4 separate regions of the Homo sapiens genome follow, and regions 1, 2 and 3 are each linked to region 4. A link is a contact called in ENCODE Hi-C or POLR2A ChIA-PET data. All regions are on one chromosome and are shown on one strand. The core of a region is the stretch at or near the end of the contact, and the rest is flanking DNA. Distances in the headings are between cores, read along the strand shown. Region 1 holds the start of DOLK (dolichol kinase). Region 2 holds the start of BBLN (bublin coiled coil protein). Region 3 holds the start of NAIF1 (nuclear apoptosis inducing factor 1). Region 4 holds the start of GLE1 (GLE1 RNA export mediator).

Region 1 (2,700 bases), core at 133-2,632, 440 kb after region 4:
TACATAGAGCAGTGGCCGGTCAAAGATGATACCTGGGATGTAGGTGGCTACCACAATGAGGTGGAAATACTTTCGGGCGATGGTGGGGGCCTGGTGCTTCTTGGACTCGGAAGATGACCGCTTGGCATTCTGGTACAGCACCACCAGGCAGGCCAAGGTGGCCAGCAGAGACCAATAGGCTAGGAGGTAGATGCGGGTGTCTGTCTGGAAGAGAAACTGAAGAAGCCAGAGCAGGGGATTCCTGCGGATGAGCCGGTGCAGCCAGGGTAGGACCACACCAAGGCTCAGCACACAGGTCATGAGGTGGAAGAAGATGGAGGAGGCCCAGGTGCCTGAGTCCATGAAGACAAACAGAGTGCTGAAGAAAATGCCCATGAGTACCATCCCTACTACCACCACCAGCAGGAAGAAGTCCACTGGGTCCCCCTGACTTTCCACCAGTGTCAGAGAGCGCTTGATGAGCTGGTTGAGGACAAAGCTAATGCCACCCAATACCAGCAGTGCCTCACCAGGGGTGAAGCAGCGGGGCAGCAGGTACAGCAGGATCATGTTGAGATAAACGAAGATCAGAAGGACTTCCAGGACTTCGATCACCTCCCCCACGCTCAACGAGTGCTTCATGATATAAATGATAACACCTCCAGCCAAGCCCAAGATGACACAAGTGTTGGTTGGCACTGGGCGAGTGATGCCGAGCGCCAACACTGATGAGAAGAGGGCCACTGCCATGCCAGTGGCTGCCACCACAATGCCAAAACGCTCAAAGAACGGGTTCCCAGCAGTCTGGCACCGCTCCTTCATGACTAGTCCAAGCAAAGGCATGACCATGGAGGCGGGCAATAGGCCACTGTTTGCGGACATTCGGAACTGGAAGACGGCGCTTCCCTGCTGTAGCAGCCGGTCCCACTTGTATTGGACGTAGAAGGCCTGCACTGCGAGGGCCACGGCGCACCACGAGTATCGGTCCCATACGGTTGCGTGGATGCTCAGCACCACTGCAAACACTACTGCCGCCTCTGCCAGCACCGATCCACTCAGCGGAGCCCCAGGCCCCGGGGCCGGAGATGGGCACTCTCGGGTCATATCTCTAGACCTGGGGCTTCACGGAGGCCGGGGCGACTACGGACGCCCTAGACTTCGGGCCCCTCAGCCCCGTCAAGCAGAGGGAGGCACTTTCACCCGGCCAGCAACCTTCTCCCTCCGTTCTCCAGCAGCGAGGAGGGAACTCCACCGCAGGTCACTTCTGCGGCCTGGGAGCTGGCGCCCGGCCACCCCCCACAGCCTCCAACCTACGGCGTAGACGTCGCCACTCTGCAGCCTTCCTCACAGTTACAGCCGCCCCCGCTGCCGGCTCCTCACCTCTTTGGGCCTCGCCATCTTGGCACCGCCCCGCGGCAACGTCACGTGACGAAATCCCCGCCCACGCTCCGGGTCCGGGGGCGAGCGGTCACGTGGGCATGGCGTCTGGGGGCGGGGTTAGGGCGAGCGGGCGCGCGAAGATGGCGGCGGCCGCCGGCGGGCCGTGTGTGAGGTGCGGAGCGGGTCGAATGGACCGGGGTGGCTGTGAAGCGCGGTGTCAAAGCCGAGCGGAAGCGGGGCGGGAATTGGAGGCGGGATGTGGCGACAGTGGCAGGGCCAACCCCGGCTGGATGGACGGGCACCGAGACGGGAGGCGGTTACGTCCAAACGGTCCCCGCGCGCGGGGATCTGAAGAGTCTTCTTCAGGAGGGGGGCCGGCTCTTCACCCCTTCCCTCCGCGCTCGGCCTCCCATCTCCTCACCCAGGGCCCTTTGCCTTCCTCCTCTCTCACCTCCGACGCGTCTCTTGGCGCCCCACCCGCGCTTCCTTCTCCGGCCGTGACGCTCCCTCGAGCCACGGGGAGCTTTGCGGTCTCCTGGGGTACCCCCCACCCACGTCCCTGCTGCAGGCTCCCAGTGTCCTGCCCCGGCGTCGAGTGCGCCCTGCTGGCTCCCCGACCTCTCCCGCGATCTGTTCTTGTTAGGATTTTGTTTCGCGTTGAGCGGAGCCACGCTTGCGGCTTCTGTCCTCTCCGCGCCTCGTATCGTTCTTTTCTTGCACTGAATCAAGTCAGCCAGCATGTCCAAATCCTCCAAGAGATTTCAGGGATTGAACTAGGCTTTAGGGACAAGAAGATGAAATATTATATACGAAAACTACAATTCTGACAAAGTGCTTTCTAGCGTCAGACCCTGGTGGAGCGCTTCCCAGGAGTTATCTCATTCAATTCTCGCAACTCCGAGAGGCGCCTTCTATTTCACAGATGACTCAGAAGTCCGGCTCAGAGCTAGCCAAGTGATAAAGAGAGCCTTCAAGCTGAAGTCTGCGTACCTCCAGTGCTATAACCAGACCACCACGCCTCCTTCTGTCTTCCACATTGCAGCTCGAAGGTCTTCGTTCTTCCCACCACCCTCCCTCAAAGTTAAACATCCCCGTCTCTTATCCTTCCCTGTGCCAGCAGTGTTTTCCCCACTTTTTTTTTTTTTTTTTTTTTTTTTTTTTTTTGAGACGGAGTCTCGCTCTGTCGCCCAGGCTGGAGTGCAATGGCACGATCTCGGCTCACTGCAAGCTCTGTCTCCCGGGTTCATGCCATTCTCCTGCCTCAGCCTCCCAAGTAGCTGGGGATACAGGCACCCGCCACAACGCCTGGCTAATTTTTTGTATTTTCAGTAGAGACAGGGT
Region 2 (2,700 bases), core at 127-2,626, 340 kb before region 4:
TGGAGTGCAAGGGCACGATCTCTGCTCACTGCAACTTCTGCCTCCCAGTTCAAGTGATTCTCCTGCCTCAGCCTCCTGAGTAGCTGGGACTACAGGCGTGTACCACCACACCTGGCTAATTAAACATTTTATTTTTAATTAATTAATTAATTTTTTTTTTTTTAAAGACAGGGTCTCACTCTGTTGCCCAGGCTGTAGTGCAGTGGTGCAGTCATAGCTCACTATAGCCTCGAACTCCTGGGCCCAAGTGATCCTCCTGCCTTAGCCTCCCAAACAGCTGCAACTAAGGTGCATGCCACCAGGTCTGGCTAATTTTTTTTGTGCTTTCTGTAGAGACGGGGGTGGGGGGGGCTGAGTGGGCGGGGGTGGGAGTAGGGTGTCTCACTATGTTTCCCAGGCTGGTCTCCAACTCCTAGGCTCAAGCAATCCTCCCACCTCGGCCTCCCGTAGCGCTGGGATTACAGGTGGGAGCCACCCCGCCTAGCTAATGTTCCTGTTTCTCTTGTCCAGAGCTGGAGTCCAGCCTGATTCCCACCCACAGGTTGTAACCAATGAGCCCTAAGAGAAGCGCTGAAGACCAGGAAGGCCCAGATCCAGGGGTAGGGGTGTTGGGTCCTCTCCACTGGGGTGCAGGCAGAGAGGCAAAGAGGAAGGAGACCCTTCGTGACTCTCAGCGAGGCTGTGAAGAAGAATATCCGGAAGCCACAAGAGGTATATCCGGAAGCCACAAGAGGTGTGGAAACCCCGTTTCCAAGGCTGGGCCCAGTAGCTCGTGCCTGTAATCCCAGCATTTTGGTAGGCTGAGGCGGGTGGATGGCTCGAGCTCAGGAGTTCGAGAGCAGCCTGGGTAACATGGCGAAACCCCTCCCCCCCCCCCCCCCCCGTCTCCAAAAAATACAATAGCCAGCGTGGTGCAGCCGTCTGTAGTCCCAGCTACTCTGGAGGCTCAGGTGGGAGGATCGCTTCAGGCTGGGAGGCAGAGATCACCCCACTGCATTCCAGCCTGGAAGACAGGGCCAGGCCCTATCTCAAAAAATAACAAGGAAACCCCGTTTTCGATTTCGCCAACGCGGAGGGGCCGAAGCAGCAGATGGGCTTGGACGGTCTCCCGCCGCTCCTCCCGGACCTCCCTACTCCTGGGCTTTTCCAGGGGCAGCCCCGTGGTGGCCCCGCCCAGCGCCCGGGAGAGGGGCGAGGCCGGGGGCGGAATGGGCGGAGTTCGACTGTGAGGGAGGTGGAGGCGGGAGTCCGGTGGTGGGGGTGGAGTCTGGAGGTAGGGCGGGGCCAGAACAGCGGCGGGGGCGGAGTTCCGGCTGGGGGCGGGGCGGGGCGGAGCGGGAGCTGCGGGATTCCGGCTTCAGGGGCGGGGCACCGGCCTCTGGGCGGAGATCTGCTGCCGCGTTCTACCCTTCCGGCCCGTGTTCTATCCGCCGCCTCCACCTTCCATCCGGCGCCGGCTTTCGGCGCGACGGTCGCCGCGTTCCATCGTCGCGCGGCCCTTCGGGCGCCCGAGCCCGCAATGTCGGGCCCCAACGGAGACCTGGGGATGCCGGTGGAGGCGGGAGCGGAAGGCGAGGAGGACGGCTTCGGGGAAGCAGGTGACCCGAGGGGGCTGCTGGAGCAACCTTGCATTTTCAGGGCTGCCCTCCCGGGAAGGGGAATCGAGATGGGGTCTCGGAAGGGAACAAAGAGCCCACCCATTCCGCCCCGAGCGGGTCCGGAGTTGTAGGTGCTGTCTCGGATGCAGGGCGAGCACCCGCGAGCCGGTTCCCAGCCCCGTGAGAGCTGCAGGTCACCAGTCCCGTTTTACAGATGGGGAAACTAAGGCAGCTTCGGGGACACTCGCCCTTGTGGGCCTTGCTCCACCACTTCCTTCAGTCCTGGGGGAGACCGAGGCACCTGAGGGAGGCAGGGTTGAGCTTAGCGGAGGGGCCGGGCCGGGACGTGGAGTTGGGGACGCGGGGGCGTCGCTCTGCCGATTCAGCATCCCCAGCCACCCGGCTTTGCTGGTGTAGCCTCACAGCCTTGCCAAATGTCAGCAGCTTACAGAGCAGCCTTTTGCGTGCTTACGAGTGCAGGGGTGGGGTGTGAAGAGAACCATCGGCTCCCTTCTCACCTTCTTCAGCCTCAGTTTCCCCCTCTATAAAATAGGAATAACGATTAGTGTCTGCTGCACTGGGATGTGTCAGAATTAAATGCAAAAAAAAGGAAAATCCTTAGCAGGTTCTAGCATGCAAGAGTTCAGTAAATGGTTATCGTCATTATTATCTTTGGTATAGTAAAGATTGGCATGTTAACATACACTGAGGATTTAGTAAATGTGGTGTAAGTATGGTGCATGCTCTTTGTTTTGTTTGGCGTAACAGCTTTATTGAGCTATACAACTTACCCATACTGTACAGTTCAGTAGGCTTTTGTGTATTCCCAGGGTTGTACATCCATCACAATAGTTTCAGGTAGCTCTGCATTGGGCAATGCTGTTGGGAGCATCAGGAAGAGCTTCCCAGGAGGTCACATTAAGTGGATGTTGGCAGACAGGACTTAGAACAGTGGGGAGGAGGGTGGTGTCCCAGGCAGAAGCAAAGGCTTGGAACTGGGAAGTACCCTTGACACAGATAAAGCCTGGCCTGGAGGGGTGTGGGGCACCTGCCTCCCCAATTCCTCCTCCTAGCCTGTATCCCAGGACACAGAGTTCGAAAT
Region 3 (2,700 bases), core at 129-2,628, 440 kb before region 4:
AGGTTTTCCCAACTGATGGCGAAGCTATTCCTATATGTGTCATCTCTGTCCTACTAGAACATAACTGGCCTGTATTTTAGACAACTTGGTAATCCCAGTGCCCAGCACAGGGTTTGGTACAGAATAAGTGCTAATGTTTGATGAATGAATGAATGAATGAATGGAGTAGATTAACACCAGGAACCATGAGGCTCCTGAGCAGCACCTGATGAAAGATCCCCCACACTGAAAACAGAATCCAGAATCGTTGTCTCACTTGGGCAGTATTATTCCCATCAATTTTTTCAACAAATATGGCCTGGCTGTCTACTACAAGCCGGGCCCTGTGAAAAGTCCTGTGGGGATACAGACACGGTCTCTTGTTTTCAAGGACCACCCAGTTCGGCAAGTGGAGGTAAGTCATGGACAAACATGGTGGCAATGCTCAGTGGCGAGCTATCCAGCACGTCAGAAGTCCAGCCCACGTGCTGAGGAAGTCCCAAAGAGAGCAAGATCACTTCTGTCTGGGTGCTGCTCTTGGAAGGCCTCATGGTCTTCCAAGACCCCCATCTGACCTCTGACCCTTGGCAGCCAACCTTCCCCAGGCCACCCCAGAGCTTGCTGGCCCTTCCCACTTATGCACGCCGCCTGGGCAGGAGAGGTCACTCACTCTGTGTCAGGGTGACCGTGGCTGCGGCTGCGGTGGCCGAGGGTCCGAGGGCCACAGGGTGGATCTCTGTGGTGCTGGGCAGGCTGATGATGGTGGCCTCGCCCAGCAGGTTGCAGATACGTTGTTGCATGGGGGTCAGCAGCACTGGGGCTACAGCTGGGCCACCGCCACCACTGCCACCGCCTGTCCCAGGCCCCCCAGCTCCGTCCTCCTCAGTGGGCCCCGGCGCCTCACCACCCTCCACGGCGGCCCGGACCTGGGCAACCTTGCGACGGACCTCGGTCTTGAGGTCAGACCACTTCTTCTTGACCTCAGGCAGCTCTCTGCGGCAGGTGGCCACGGCGTTGACCCTTCTCAGGATGCCGTGCCAGGCCGCACTCTTGGCGGCCAGGGGTACCCCGGCGTTGAAGTGGTTCACCAGCAGGTGCTTCTTCAGCTCCAGCTCCTCCACGATGATCTCCACCTCCCGCTCTGAGAAGTTCATCTTCCTTTTCTTGGCTGGGACGGCCATGGCCTCTCCCCTCCCCTCTTTTTAAAGAAATTATAATCCCCTCAAGCGCCCCAATTCCCCTTCTCTTCTTCCTCAGCCTCGCCCCTCACCCACCCCCTACAGGGGATAGGCCAGGCTTGCTCGAGGCCAAGCACTAGGCCTTTGGTAACCCCCCTCGCTACGCAAAGTGCGTAGGGCCCAGCCCCGACCGGCCCGGCCGCTGCCAGCCAGCAGCGTAATGGCTTCCTGAATCTGCCTCTTCCGCCGAGGTGTGCGGAGATCCGCCCACTTCCCCTCTTCCCGCCTCCCAGCGCTTCTCCGGGAAAACCGGCCTTCCCGGTTGGTAGCTGCTCAAATATCACGTCGATCACTGGTTCTTTCGATCTGTCGCTCAGCTAAAGAGCACGCCTGCTTACTGTAATTCGCCTGATCATTGGTCTAAAATTGTGTCCGTCGCCCAGAGGGCCCCGCCCACCTAACCTTTATTCACTTCCATTGGAAAATCATTCTGTCGTTCAATTGTCAGTATTACGACTATTAAGCCGTTAAATTCAGCTATTTTATTGGTGGTTTAGGGAGTTAGATTACCAAAACCCTGCTTCCTGAGGATACTTAGTGCTTTCGGCCGTGACCCATGGGTCAATTAACTTTTAATTCCTCCCACCGGCACAAACTCTGCCTCGCAACTGCAGTTCACAAATGCTCTCACACAAATCCTGTTTCCCACTGGAGGCTACGATCTCTCCGTACACTACCGCTCCTCCCATCCTTAAGATCCCGCAGTCTAAACAGAGTTAGTTCATCAATGGAAACTGGACACGGGGCCTTCCGCCTGCCAATCACATTACTCATGCCTATCGCTGCGTGATTTTCTCTCTCTTGGCCCCCGGCTCAGCCAATCCCCGCCTCCCTCAGTTTGAATCGGCCCCAGGCGGAGCCGGGTGACCCCGCCCACCCCATTGATCCGGGTAGTCCGTGGCGCGTGGGCTGTCCTTAGACAGGCTCCGCCCCTCCCTCCTCCCCATCCGAGCCTGTGACTGGCCTTCGGTGCGCCCGGGCGTGGCCGGCGAAGCGGGGCGCGGAGGGGCGGGGCTCCCGGAAGCCGCCCCTTCCGCCAGCTTGCCGGCGTCTCCGAGCCCGCGCTCCCAGCTGCAGAGCGCCTGGCTTGCCTCCCGCGCGGTCACCGCCGGCCCGCCGCCCCCGCTCCCGCCCGCGCCCGGAGCCCCTGCCTCGCGCCCGATGGTGAGCAGTGTGTTGTGCCGCTGTGTGGCCTCCCCGCCGCCGGACGCCGCCGCCACCGCCGCCTCTTCGTCTGCCTCATCGCCGGCGTCCGTGGGGGACCCCTGCGGCGGCGCTATCTGCGGGGGCCCGGACCACCGGCTGCGCCTGTGGAGACTCTTTCAGACGCTCGACGTCAACCGGGACGGCGGCCTGTGTGTCAACGACCTGGCGGTGGGGCTGCGGCGCCTGGGACTGCACCGCACCGAGGGCGAGCTCCAGGTAGGCTGCGCGCGTCCTCAGCACTGGCGGGGAGGGAGCCCCTCGAGGGCCGGGTGACAGG
Region 4 (2,718 bases), core at 9-2,508:
GACTGGCTTCTCTCAGCATAATGCTTTCAAGATTGATGTTGCAGCGTATCATCAGCACTTTATTTTTATGGCCCCATAACATTCCATTATATAGATGTGGTGTTTCCTCCTGCCAAACAGGGCTGGTTGGGATTCCAAAGAAGCACTATGGCCGGGCGCAGTGGCTCATGCCTGTAATCCCAACGCTTTGGGAGGTCGAGGTGGGTGGATCAACTGAGGTCAGGAGTTCGAGACCAGCCTGACCAACATGGTGAAACCCCGCCTCTGCTAAAAATACAAAATAGCTGGGCGTGGTGGCTGGCGCGTGTAGTCCCAGCTACACGGGGAGCTGAGGCAGGAGAATCGCTTGAACCCGGGAGGCGGAGGTTGCAGTGAGCCGAGATCGAGCCACTGTACTCCAGCCTGGGGGACAGAGCAAGACTCTGTCTCAAAAAAGCAGCATTAAACCCAAAACATTTATTAGGGAAGCTTACAGAGTGGGCTGCAGCAATTCTCGCGACAGACAGAGAGAAGCGGTGTTTCACCTAGGTACATCCCCAGCGAGGGGTCAGGGTATGAAGTTTATATGAGGGTTTATGGAATTTGGCTAAAAGCAGGGGTCAGTTTCAGCGTTTTGGGCAATAACCTAGATATCCTTAGTGCCTAGGGATATGCAAGGCCCGTGTTTGGTTGCAAGTCTGCAGGAAAAAACTTGCAGCTGGCTGGGTCACAGGGCGGTCAAGGCACTCTGATACTTGGTCAGTGCACAGAAAGCGGGGGAACTCGGGAACCGCGCACATAGTACTATATTTTATTTATCCATTCACCAATGGATGGACGTTTGGGTTGCTTTCACTTTTTGGCTATTATGAATAACACTGCTGTGAACATTCATGGACAAGTTTTTATATATACATAGGTTTCATTTCTTTGGCGTATTTTATATATATATATATATTTACCTAGGAGAATTGCTGGGTCAAATGGTAATTGTTTAACCTTTTGAGGAACTGCCAGACTGTCTTCCACAGCAGGTGCTTCATTTTACAGTCCCATGAGCAGTGTATGAGGGTTCCAGTTTCTGCACAGTCTCAAGGCACAGACAAATTTTCAGCAGCCCCGGGGATTGGGAGCGGTGGTTACCTCTGCGGAACGTGCCCCGACAGCCAAGCCCTGCGCGCAGGCGCACTGGTGGGAGGGCGGGAACGCGGGAGCGTCGCCGGAGGTGGGGCGTGCAGGCGTTAGGGGCGGGGCTGTGCTGCGCGCGCGTCCCGGAAGCAGAAGCCTGTGTGGCCTTCCCGGCGGCTGATTCGAGGGCTTGTTTGGTCAGAAGGGGGGCGTCAGAGAAGCTGCCCCTTAGCCAACCATGCCGTCTGAGGGTCGCTGCTGGGAGACCTTGAAGGCCCTACGCAGTTCCGACAAAGGTCGCCTTTGCTACTACCGCGACTGGCTGCTGCGGCGCGAGGTGAGCGGTGGCCCCGGAGGACGTAGGCCTTTCCGGCCCCTCGCGACCGAAACCTTCTCCCTAGCCGTTGGCACGTTCTGCTCCCGGGAACCCGTGCAGTCTAACAACCTGCATTTATTTCTTGACTTCTGTGTGTACATCCCTCTGTCCTGGGGTTTCTGTCCTCTTCAGCCTATTTTAGCGTTTCGGGGAGCTCCCCTGACTTCACAGGTGCCCCGCGCTCTGAAGGCTTCATTGCTACCCTCCGCCAGTTGGGCGCCTTCTCCGTTCTGCTGTTGTCAAAGCAATCTCGGCCCCAGGTTCAGTTAACTTACTGTATGTCTCATGTGCTGGGAGCTCTAGAGTTTGCGACGAACGATTGACACGACCTAATCCATTGCTACTAGTGAAATGACCAAATTTTTAGATTGATTTGGCAGACCTGGAAAGTGAATGGGGGCGTGGTCACCGTACCTAGCATTTGCAAAGCTCTGCGCGAGAAGTGGAGGGATGTGGAGAGTTAAGGCCGAGCTCCCATTCCCGAGTCGCTGCTAGTTAGCTACAGATAAGGCGTTGTCCTGCATCCTCAGACTTCTTGGGAAACAATCCTAAAGTATTTCCCTGTCTTTTATGTTGTTGACAGTTTTGAAAAATACAGACCTTACATTCTGTAGGTTGACTGCCAGCATATGTGCTTTCAAACCACCAGACCAAGGTTAAGCATTCTTGGCAGGAATACCACAGAAATGATGCCATGGCTTTCTCAGTAAGTCACATGAGGAGGCACACAGATGTCAACCCATCCCAACACTGGTGATGCTAATCTTGATCACCTGGTTACGTTATTATCTGCCTGGTCTCTCCGTTTAAAATTCGTCATTTTTCCCTTAGTAATTGTTGGGAAGTAATAATACCAGTATCCTTTTTTCTGGGCAAACCTTAATCCTCCATGGCTTTAGCATTCATTGATGTTTTCCACATGAATCGATACCTCTATGACGTTGCCAGATCCTGTTTCTTTATATCCGCTATTCCTTCTGCATTTGTTAGTTGGCATTCTACTGTAAGGAGGTGCTTTCTATTTTATTCAGTGAGTTGTAATCCATTACTTTTATTATTTATTTATTTTATTTTAAATGTCCCAGATTTTGTAAGCTTGTATCAAAATAATCACATGCAAGGCTAGGCGTGGTGGCTCAGGCCCGTAATCCCAGCACGTTGGGAGGCCGAGGGGGACGGATCACTTGAGGTCAAGAGTTCGCGACCAGCCTGGCCAACATGGTGAAACCGCATCT

What was found. Hi-C counts contacts between places; a loop is a spot of excess contacts on that map. ChIA-PET counts read pairs that join two places held with the same protein, here RNA polymerase II (POLR2A). Pooled maps may share reads with other maps.
Region 1: a map of CD8-positive, alpha-beta T cell shows a loop between it and region 4 (26-fold over the local background). The contact joins the promoter of DOLK here to the promoter of GLE1 in region 4. A Hi-C loop is called at or near these places in 2 of 168 maps with a recorded cell type or tissue (CD4-positive, alpha-beta T cell and CD8-positive, alpha-beta T cell), 2 of 37 single-sample maps with no recorded cell type and 10 of 50 pooled maps. POLR2A ChIA-PET finds 5 or more read pairs at or near these places in 1 of 52 experiments (CD4-positive, alpha-beta T cell).
Region 2: a pooled map shows a loop between it and region 4 (23-fold over the local background). The contact joins the promoter of BBLN here to the promoter of GLE1 in region 4. A Hi-C loop is called at or near these places in 10 of 50 pooled maps. POLR2A ChIA-PET finds 5 or more read pairs at or near these places in 3 of 52 experiments (CD8-positive, alpha-beta memory T cell, HEK293 and activated naive CD4-positive, alpha-beta T cell).
Region 3: a map of CD8-positive, alpha-beta T cell shows a loop between it and region 4 (10-fold over the local background). The contact joins the promoter of NAIF1 here to the promoter of GLE1 in region 4. A Hi-C loop is called at or near these places in 1 of 168 maps with a recorded cell type or tissue (CD8-positive, alpha-beta T cell), 1 of 37 single-sample maps with no recorded cell type and 6 of 50 pooled maps. POLR2A ChIA-PET finds 5 or more read pairs at or near these places in 2 of 52 experiments (WTC11 and activated naive CD4-positive, alpha-beta T cell).

Annotation. Positions count from the first base shown.
Region 1 is chr9:128,946,221-128,948,920 of GRCh38, forward strand. DOLK (dolichol kinase) reads right to left here and starts at 1,383. Exons shown (of 1, transcript NM_014908.4): 1 at 1-1,383. The coding sequence starts at 1,083. It overlaps NUP188 (nucleoporin 188), which reads left to right and starts at 1,479. Exons shown (of 44, transcript NM_015354.3): 1 at 1,479-1,531. The coding sequence starts at 1,500. RefSeq lists enhancers at 143-705, 706-1,267, 1,129-1,198, 1,268-1,829, 1,549-1,598.
Region 2 is chr9:128,158,889-128,161,588 of GRCh38, forward strand. It overlaps BBLN (bublin coiled coil protein), which reads left to right and starts at 1,377. Exons shown (of 2, transcript NM_024112.4): 1 at 1,377-1,598. The coding sequence starts at 1,520. RefSeq lists enhancers at 278-1,231, 1,232-2,185 and silencers at 1,117-1,326, 1,537-1,626.
Region 3 is chr9:128,065,942-128,068,641 of GRCh38, forward strand. It overlaps NAIF1 (nuclear apoptosis inducing factor 1), which reads right to left and starts at 1,379. Exons shown (of 2, transcript NM_197956.4): 1 at 650-1,379. The coding sequence starts at 1,160. It overlaps SLC25A25 (solute carrier family 25 member 25), which reads left to right and starts at 2,291. Exons shown (of 11, transcript NM_001330988.2): 1 at 2,291-2,639. The coding sequence starts at 2,379. RefSeq lists an enhancer at 1,238-1,567 and a silencer at 2,018-2,587.
Region 4 is chr9:128,503,461-128,506,178 of GRCh38, forward strand. GLE1 (GLE1 RNA export mediator) reads left to right here and starts at 1,259. Exons shown (of 16, transcript NM_001003722.2): 1 at 1,259-1,444. The coding sequence starts at 1,346. RefSeq lists a silencer at 1,070-1,279 and an enhancer at 1,500-1,659.